Regions from separate parts of the Homo sapiens genome. Here region 2 is linked to region 1. A link is an interaction called in ENCODE POLR2A ChIA-PET data of the cell type or tissue named here. Cell type or tissue: OCI-LY7. All regions are shown on one strand. Each heading gives the region's core, and the rest is flanking DNA. Links, peaks and the distances in the headings are about the cores only. Region 1 overlaps CCDC138 (coiled-coil domain containing 138). Region 2 has its middle 2.5 kb from the start of RANBP2.

Region 1 (4,408 bases), core at 205-4,204:
AGAAACTTCTAGCAAAAGAGATGAACTAAAGAAAGAAAACACAAATTATCCATATCAAGAAGGAAATAATGCTACCACTACAGATACTGAAAACATCAAAAGGATAAGAGAATACTATGAAAAACTCTACACACATAAATGTGCATACATTTGAATGGTTCAGTCCCTCAAAAAGCACAAACTACTACAAATCATCGATATGAATTACATAACTAGAACAGCCCTGTAACTATTAAAGAACTTAAATTCATAATTTAAAACCTCCCCCAAAAGAAATCTCATCCACATAGTTTCACTGGAGAATTCTACCAAATGTTTAAAGAATGAACACTTAGTCTACATAATTTCTCCCAGAAAATATAAAGGATAAGACCCTTCCCAATTCATTTTATGAACCTAATATTGCCCTGATACAAAACCAAAGAGAGTTCAAAACTATAGACAAATATTTCTCATGAATATAGAAACAAAAGTCCTTAACAAAATATTAGCAAATAGAATTTGTTAATATAAAAACATATAAAAAGAATTAAACACCACAACCAAGTGGGTTTTATTTCAGAGACTTTAATATTTCAAAGTCAATGTAATTCATATTAACAAGTTAAAGATGAAAAAGAACATGTATCAATCAATGCAGAAAAAGTATCTAAAAAAATTCAACACGATTCATGATTTTTAAAAAACTCAGAAAAATAGGAATACAGGGGAACTTGATTGAAAGTATCTATGAAAATACTACAGCTAATATTATACTTAGTAATGGCAGAATGAATTTTCCTCCTAAGAGGAGAAACAAGGCAAGGATGACTACTCTCACCATCATATTCGACATACTGCTGGAAACTCTAGCTAATGCAATAAGGTAGGAAAAGGAAATTAAAGGCATACATATCAAAAAGAAAAAAAAAACACAACACTGTTTTCATTTGCAGATAACATGATTTTCTATGTAAAAATCCTGAGGAATCTTCAAGAAAACTCCTAAAACTAGTAAGCTCAGGGTCACAGGATACAAAATAAACAAAAAACAATTTTACTTCTATATATTATCAATGAACATGTAAACATCAACAGTAAAAAGACAATACCAACTAAAATTGCTCAAAAAATTTAAATACTCAGCCAAAAAGGTAAACAAGAATGCAGCAATTTTATGCTGAAAACTATGCAACACTGATAAATCAAAGTTCTAAATAAGTGGACAGACATTTTATGTTCATAAATTGTAAGACTCAACAAAGGAAAGATGTCAATTATTCTCAAATTAATATACAGGTTTAACACAATTCCTATCAAAATCCCAGCAAGACATAGATAGGGAAGATTATTCTGAAATACAGAGAATATATTCAAAACAGATATTGTGAAACAAGATCAAGAAGTAATATTAGGTGGAGTATTACTTATAGATAAATTCCTATTAACCAATTACCTGTGCTCCAGCATCTAGCTGCCTTAGGGACCAATATATAAATTTTACAAAAGGCTCGTGAAGTTTGATATTCACAAATGGCATCCACTGTAGCTGCTCTGTCATTAGAGGCAAAAGCTAAAGATAAAATGATGGAAAATAAATACAAAGGCACAGTATTTTTAAATGTCTTAAATCAATTACCACAATTTTCCAAAATTATCTTTAAAAACAAAACAAAACAAAAGAGTTCTCCAACAAAAAACCTTCACTTTAAAACTATATGCAATACAATTTGGCAATATGTATTTTAGTTCTTATATATGCATTTTCTTTCATCCAGCAATAACAGCACATCTAGTTTAAGGAGATTAACCTACACAAAGATACTCTATGAACCTTAAATGATTAAATAAGTTTATAGTATATATGTAACCATTAAAAATGATAACCTAGATTTATATTTATTGCCATGGCATATTCTGGGGTGAAAAAAGGTGTTTACAAGGAAGCAAATGGAATAAAAATCTCATTTATATAAACTATATCTATATAAATTTATACTGAAAAAGATATATGAAAGGATTTTTTAAAATGCTGGATTTCAGAAACTGGAGTACTATTTACTTGTTTATATGTCTACATTGCATGCATATCTTAATATGCTAATTTATAAAAACATTTAACTGTTTAAGGATGTCTATGAATTTTGCTTCAAAAGTATATCATTTTGCTAAATGATTTCAGGACCATAAAGACATATTCTAAGGCTCTAACAGAATACTCCCACTTCTGAGATACCAGCCTAAGAAAATCGATTTAAGAAGATCCCTCCAAAAGCCATGTACAAAGATATTTATTGCTACACTGTTTATAAGAGTAAAACCTGGAAATAATTGTATAGCAATCAGGAAAATGGTTATGTCAACTGTATAAAGATTCTCCGGACTAATGATTATGAGTGTATTGTGTGTATATACATATATGTATTTTGTAAAATTTTCTGTATATTATGATGTTTTGGACGTCTTAAAAAACCTTTCCAGTTGGGGAGAGATTGCCCCTCCCTGGACCAGCCAATTCTTAGATACAGCAAAGTGCTCGGCCTAGAGTATGCCTCTGATAGACAAATTAACCAATTCAGAGCCAGACCCCTTCTATCTGGCCCTTGTATCCCAGGAGGCAATATTCTCTGCCGTAATCTTACCAGAGTCACTAGGGACCACCCCTAGAGCTTAGTACTGCCAAAATTATTCAAACTAACCAATCCTATTTATTCACCCTGCCCTGCATTGCCTTTCATGTGGAAACCACAATAAAGGGTCTGCCCAGTGCTTTCCCCTTGACTCCTGTCTTCCTACCATCTGACCACTCTGGTGTCTTTAAAAAAAAAAAAAATCGAAAAAATTATAGACACCTCATAAGTTGAGAAATCTCTAAATAGTATTTTTATGGAATAAAATTTACTAGCCATATACTCTCTTACAGTCATAATCTCAGTAAAATTTTATATAAACTTCTCCCCCCAACTTTTTAATAAAGACATGCATCAGTTAATGACAGAGATACACTCTAAAATAACAATAAATAGTAAATACATAAACCAGTAACATGGTTGTTTATGATCAAGTATTATGTACTCTACATAGCTGTGTGTGCTATTCTTTTATGTAACTGGCAGCACAGGTTTGTTTACGTCAGCATCACCACAAACATGTGAGTAATGTGTTCTGCTACAATATTATGACAGCTATGATGTCACAAAGTGACAGGAAATTTTCAGCTCCATTATAATCTGTTTTCTTTTTATATTCTTTTTTTCTTTGCTCCATTATAATATTATGGGACCACCATCATATATACGGTCTACCATTGTCTTAAACATCATTATACAGTGCATGGCGGTATATTAAAAGGGATTATACGCCATGACTAAGTGAGATTAATTCTTGCAATGCAAGGACGGTTCAACATTTTTAAAAACTGGTGTAATATACCATTTTAACAAAATGAAGGACAAAACCCACACGATTATTTCAATTGACAAAGAAAAAGCACTGAACAAGATTCAACGCCCTTTCATGATAAAAATACTCAACAAACTTAATAGAGGGAAACCACCTCGATATAATAAAGGCTATATATAAAAAGCCCACAGATTACACTCTGAAGGTAAAAGAATGAAAGCCTTTCCTCCAAAATCAGGAACAAGACAAGCACACCCTCACCACTTCTGTTCACTATAGTACCAGCCAGTGAAACTGGGCAAGAAAAAGAAATAAAAAGTATCCAAATTGGAGAAGTAAAATCATCTCTCTTCTCAGATGGCATGACCTTATATGTCGAAAGTCCTAAAGATTCCACAATTAAAAAAAAAAAGAATACATAAATTCAGCAAAGTTGCTGAATACAAAATCAATACTAAAAATCACTTGTGTTTCCATACACTAACAATGAACAATCCAAACAGGAAATTAGGAAAACAGTTCCACTTACAAATAGCATCAAAATGAATGAAAATACTTAGGAATAAATCTAAGCAAGGAGGTAAAAAACTTATACACTAAAAACCACAAAACAGTGATGAAAAAAATTAAAAGACACAAATAAATAGAATGAAATTTCATGTTCATGGGTTAGAAAACATGGTATTATCAAGGTGTCCATGCTACCCAAAGCGATCTACAGATTCAATGTCATCTCTACCAAAATCCCTAAAGCATTAATTTACTATGGTGAACAGTAAAGCAATTCTTCAAAAATTGAAAATAGAACTATCAAATGATCTAGCAATCCCACTTCTGGGTATATGTCCAAAGGGATTGAAAACAGGGTCTTGAAAGGATATTTGCAAGTCCATATTCATATCAGCACTATTCACAATAGCCATGAGATGGTAGCTGCCCAAATATCTATCAATGAATGGATAAGCAATATGTGGTATTCATGCATAAACAAATATTGTTCCACCTTAGAAAGGAAGGAAATCCTGTC
Region 2 (4,408 bases), core at 102-4,101, 120 kb after region 1:
TTATAAGTGCGCAATGCATTGGAAGAAAAAAAGCACTCAGGCCAATTTGGTGAACGTGTAAATTGGAACAAAGTTTCTGGAGATGACTGGTTAAATACGTTGCATCGGACATGTGTGAATACTAAAGCATACATTTTTAAATTCATATCTTATTAAATGAGGGCCAGGCGTGGTGGCTCACGCCTGTAATCCCAGCACTTTGAGAGGCCACGGCGGGCGGATCATGAGGTCAGGAAATCGAGACCATCCTGGCTAGCACAGGGAAACCCCATCTCTACCAAAAATACAAAAAATTAGCCGGCCGTGGTGTCGGACGCCTGTAGTCCCAGCTACTCCGGAGGCTAAGGCAGGAGAATCGCTTGAACCCGGGAGGCGGAGGTTGCAGTGAGCCGAGATTGCGCCGTCTGGGCGACAGAGGGAGACTCCGTCTGAATTTAAAAAAAAAAAAAAAGGGAGATTTAGAACTGCATAATGAAAAAGACCACAAATATTAAGTTTTGGACAATTACAATTTTTTAAACAGTCATCTCGGCGGGGGATTGGTTCCAGAACCACCGTCTTATGCCAAAATCCACGCATTCCGCCGGGCGCTGTGGTTCACGCCTGTAATCCCAGCACTTTGGGAGGCCGAGGCGGGCGGATCACCTGAGGTCAGGAGTTCGAAACCAGCCTGGCCAACATGGCGAAAGCCCATCTCTACTAAAAATACAAAAAATTACCTGGGCGTGGAGGTGGGCCCCTATAATCCCAGCTACTCGGGAGGCTGAGGCACGAGAATCGCTTGAAACTGAGAGGCGAGGGTTACAGTGAGCTGAGATCGCGCCACTGCACTCAAGCCTGGGCGAGAGTAAGACTTCCTAAAAAAAAAAAGAAGAAGAAGAAGTCCGCGCATTCTCAAATCCCGCAGTCAGTCCTGCGGGTGGAACACTTAGAGGAAAAGTCAGACCTCTCTATATGCAGGCCCCTCCAATACTGTATTTTCTGTCGGCTTATAAGCGGGCCCAGGCAGTTCAAACCCATGTTATTCAAGGGTCAACTGTGTATATAGGAATAGCCATTCGCCTGGCACAGTGGCTTAAGCTGGTAGCCCCAGCACTTTGGGAGGTCGAGGCGGGAGGATCCCTCGAGTCCAGGAGTTCCAGGTTACAATGAACTGTGATAGCGCCACTGCATTCCATCCTGGGCACCAGAGTGAGACCCTTGTCTCAAAAAAAAAAAAAAAAAGGAAAAGGAATAGCCCCCCCAAATCTATATATATTTCACTAGCAGAATAACAGAACATACCAAAATTTAACAGTAATAATGTAAAGATTTTGAGCCGTCTGTATTTTCCAAATCTTCAAAAATGTCTATTTTGGGAATTTGGATATTAAAATCTTACTTTTAAAACAAAATTTAACAAAACATTTTTAATAGTGAGAACCTTTTAGATTTTAAAAGCTCACATTTGTGTAAACATTACAGTCTGAATTATGTGGACAAATATCAAATGCGTTGACATTTTTAACTGGAAATTTGGGCTATTTTGGTTGTGGATAATTTTTTATCCTTTTTGTTTTTCCATATTTTCTAAATTTTGATATAATGAACAAGTATTGCCTTTCTAAAAAAGGAAAAACAGCATTTTGTTTTATTTCAACAATATTGGATGTGAATAAAAGAAAAGAAAAAGATGATTCTGAGCTTACCAGTGTGTGTGACCCACATTAACAGAAATGACATGTAAAGAAAATCTAGTTTGGAGTGGAAAATCCTATTTTAGGTAGTTGATTTCTTTCACTTGAGGTACCATTTATATATCCATGTGGGGATAGCCTAGTAGGAAGATGAAATGGTAGGACAGAGATCTTGATGGAAGTCAGTAGTTGCGGCACAGTTCTGAGGCCCAGCTACTCCAAAGGCAGAGGGGGAAACATCCCTTTAGCCCAGGATTGGAGACTGCAATGAGTTATGTTCATGCCTTTGCACTCCAGCCTGTGGAAGAGAATGAGATTCCTATCTCTAAAACGAAAAGAGGGCCAGGCACGATGGCTCACGCCTGTAATCCCAGCACACTGGGAGGCCCAGATGGGCTGATTGCTTGAGGCCAGGAGTTCAAGGCCAGCCTGGCCAACGTGTTGAAACCCTATCTCTACTAAAAATGCAAAAATTAACTGGGTATGGTGGTGCATGCCTGTAATCCCAGCTTCTTTGGATGGCTGAGGCACCTGAATTGCTTGAACCTGGGAGGTGGAGGTTGCAGTGAGCTGAGATCGTGCCAGTGCACTCTAGCCTGGGCAACAGAGCAGACTCTGTCTCAAAATAATAATAATAATAATATTTAATTAATTTAAAAATAAAAACCAAAAGAGAAGATCTGATGGACTTAAAAGTCATATATCTCAGGTGATAGGTGAAACCACAAGTTTGCCTTGAAAAGTGTGTTGATAACAATAGCCATAGCTAACAAGTACTTGCTGTGTTCCAAAGCTCTTTCTGTTAGCACTTCATTTGTATTAATATCATTCTTCCACCAACTTTGTAAGGGTACTGTTATTATCCTCAGTTTTTACAGATAAGGAAAGCAAAAGACAGCCAGGCACCATGGCTCATGCCTGTAATCCAAAACTTTGGGAGGCTGAGGTGGGAGGATCACTTGAGCCCAGTAGTTCAAGACCTGCCTGGGCAACATAGCAACACCCTGTGCTTACAAAAAAAAAGAAATTAAAAACTAGCCAGGCATGGTGGTGCCTGCCAGTAGTCCCAGCTATTTGGGAGACTGAAGCAGGAGGATCTCTTGAGGCTAGGTGTTGGAGGCTGCAGTGAGCTATGTTCACTCCACTGCACTCCAGCTTAGGTGACAGAGAAAGACCCTGTCTCCAAAAAAAAAAAAAAAAAAAGGAAACCAAGAGAATGAGCACTGAAGCAACTTGCCCAAACATACTCACCTAGTAAAAATGGTATCATTAATCCATTTATGTTGAATATATCGAAAAGGAGTGCCCAAAGAGAGAACCTTCTTTTTCCTTCTTTCTTTTTTTTTTTTTTTTGAGACGGAGTTTCACTCTGTGGTCCAGGTTGGACTGCAGTGGCACAATCTCGGCTCACTGCAACCTCTGCCTCCCAGGTTCAAGCAATTCTTGTGCCTCAGCCTCCTGAGTAGCTGGGATTACAGGTACATGCCATCACACCCGGGTTATTGTTGTATTTTTAGTAGAGACGGGGTTTCACCGTGTTGGACAGGCTGGTCTTGAACTCCTGGCCTCCAGTGATCCATCTGCCTCGGCCTCCCAAAGTGCTCGGATACAGGTGCCCGGCATCCACCGCGCCCAGCATCCAAAGAGAGAATCTTCTTGAGGAACTCAAAAGACTTTTCTCTTTTGGATAAGCAGTTCATATTTCTGCATTTATTAGGGATTTTCACATTTTACTTCATTTTACACTACATTTTTTTTTTGTTCAGTGGTATAACATTTTCACCAAGGCACTGAAAATTCCATTTGCATTAGTGTCCAATGTCATATATTCCCTACCATGTTGCAAATACAGTTCATTTGTCCAGCTTTATTGAGGTATAATTCACAAATAAAAATTGTATACATTTACTAGGTACAACATGATGTTTTGCTGTCCAAGCATACCTCATTTTATCGCACTACATTTTATTGTACTTCACAGATACTATGTTTTTTACAAATTGAAAGTTTATGCCCACCCTGTGTCAAACAAATCTTTCTGCATCATTTTTCTTTTTTGAGACAGAGTCTCACACTGCCACCCAGGCTGGAGTACAGTGGCAAGATCTCAGCTCACTGCAACCTCCTGTGGCAGGCCAGGTCTCACTAATGCAGACTTTCATAACAACTGTTTCAGTAATTACTGAATGAAGTTAAATACTAAAAGCCAGTGCCCTTATACAAAGGCTGGGATGTAACAAAAGGCCATCAAAACTTTTGCCTAGGCCTGTCCTGGGCCTTAAAGCATGACACAATAATGAAGGAATTTTTTTTTTTTTTTGAGATGGAGTCTTCCTCTGTCACCCAGGCTAGAGTGTAGCAGCAGGATCTTGGCTCGCTGCAACCTCTGCCTCCCAGGTTCAAGTGATTCTCCTGCCTCAGCCTCCTGAGTAGCTGGGATTACAGGCATGCATGACCACGCCCGGCTAATTTTTGTATTTTTAGTAGAGATGGGCTTTCACCATGTTGGCCAGGCTGGTCTCGATCTCTTGACCTCGTGATCCACCCACCTTAGCTTCCCAAAGTGTTTGGATTACAGGCATGAGCCACCGCACCCAGCCCATAACGAAGGAGTTCTCAACAGGACCCATTTAGGATTAAACCAGTTTTATTGCGGGTCTGAAGAAACTCCCCAGGTCTCCACAGACAAGTTTATTGGGGGTCTGAAAGAACTCCCCAAACCTCTGTGACTT

Evidence for each region. Peaks named below come from ENCODE experiments on the same cell type or tissue, not always from the same donor. Only the 100,000 strongest peaks of a DNase experiment are listed, where the experiment ranks them.
Region 2: POLR2A ChIA-PET joins it to region 1 with 5 read pairs; 3 of 35 experiments call an interaction of 5 or more read pairs at or near these places.

What each region holds. Positions count from the first base shown.
Region 1 is chr2:108,836,329-108,840,736 of GRCh38, reverse strand. It overlaps CCDC138 (coiled-coil domain containing 138), which reads right to left. Exons shown (of 15, transcript NM_144978.3): 11 at 1,436-1,552. It also overlaps a transcript of RANBP2 not described here. Among named protein-coding and RNA genes, the nearest start is that of CCDC138, 52 kb to the right of the region's middle. In OCI-LY7, for the core only: no CTCF peak of the experiment used is centred there; no DNase peak of the experiment used is centred there.
Region 2 is chr2:108,714,819-108,719,226 of GRCh38, reverse strand. No RefSeq gene overlaps it. Among named protein-coding and RNA genes, the nearest start is that of RANBP2, 2.5 kb to the left of the region's middle. RefSeq lists an enhancer at 1-802. In OCI-LY7, for the core only: no CTCF peak of the experiment used is centred there; no DNase peak of the experiment used is centred there; H3K4me3 peaks cover 378 bases; H3K27ac peaks cover 158 bases.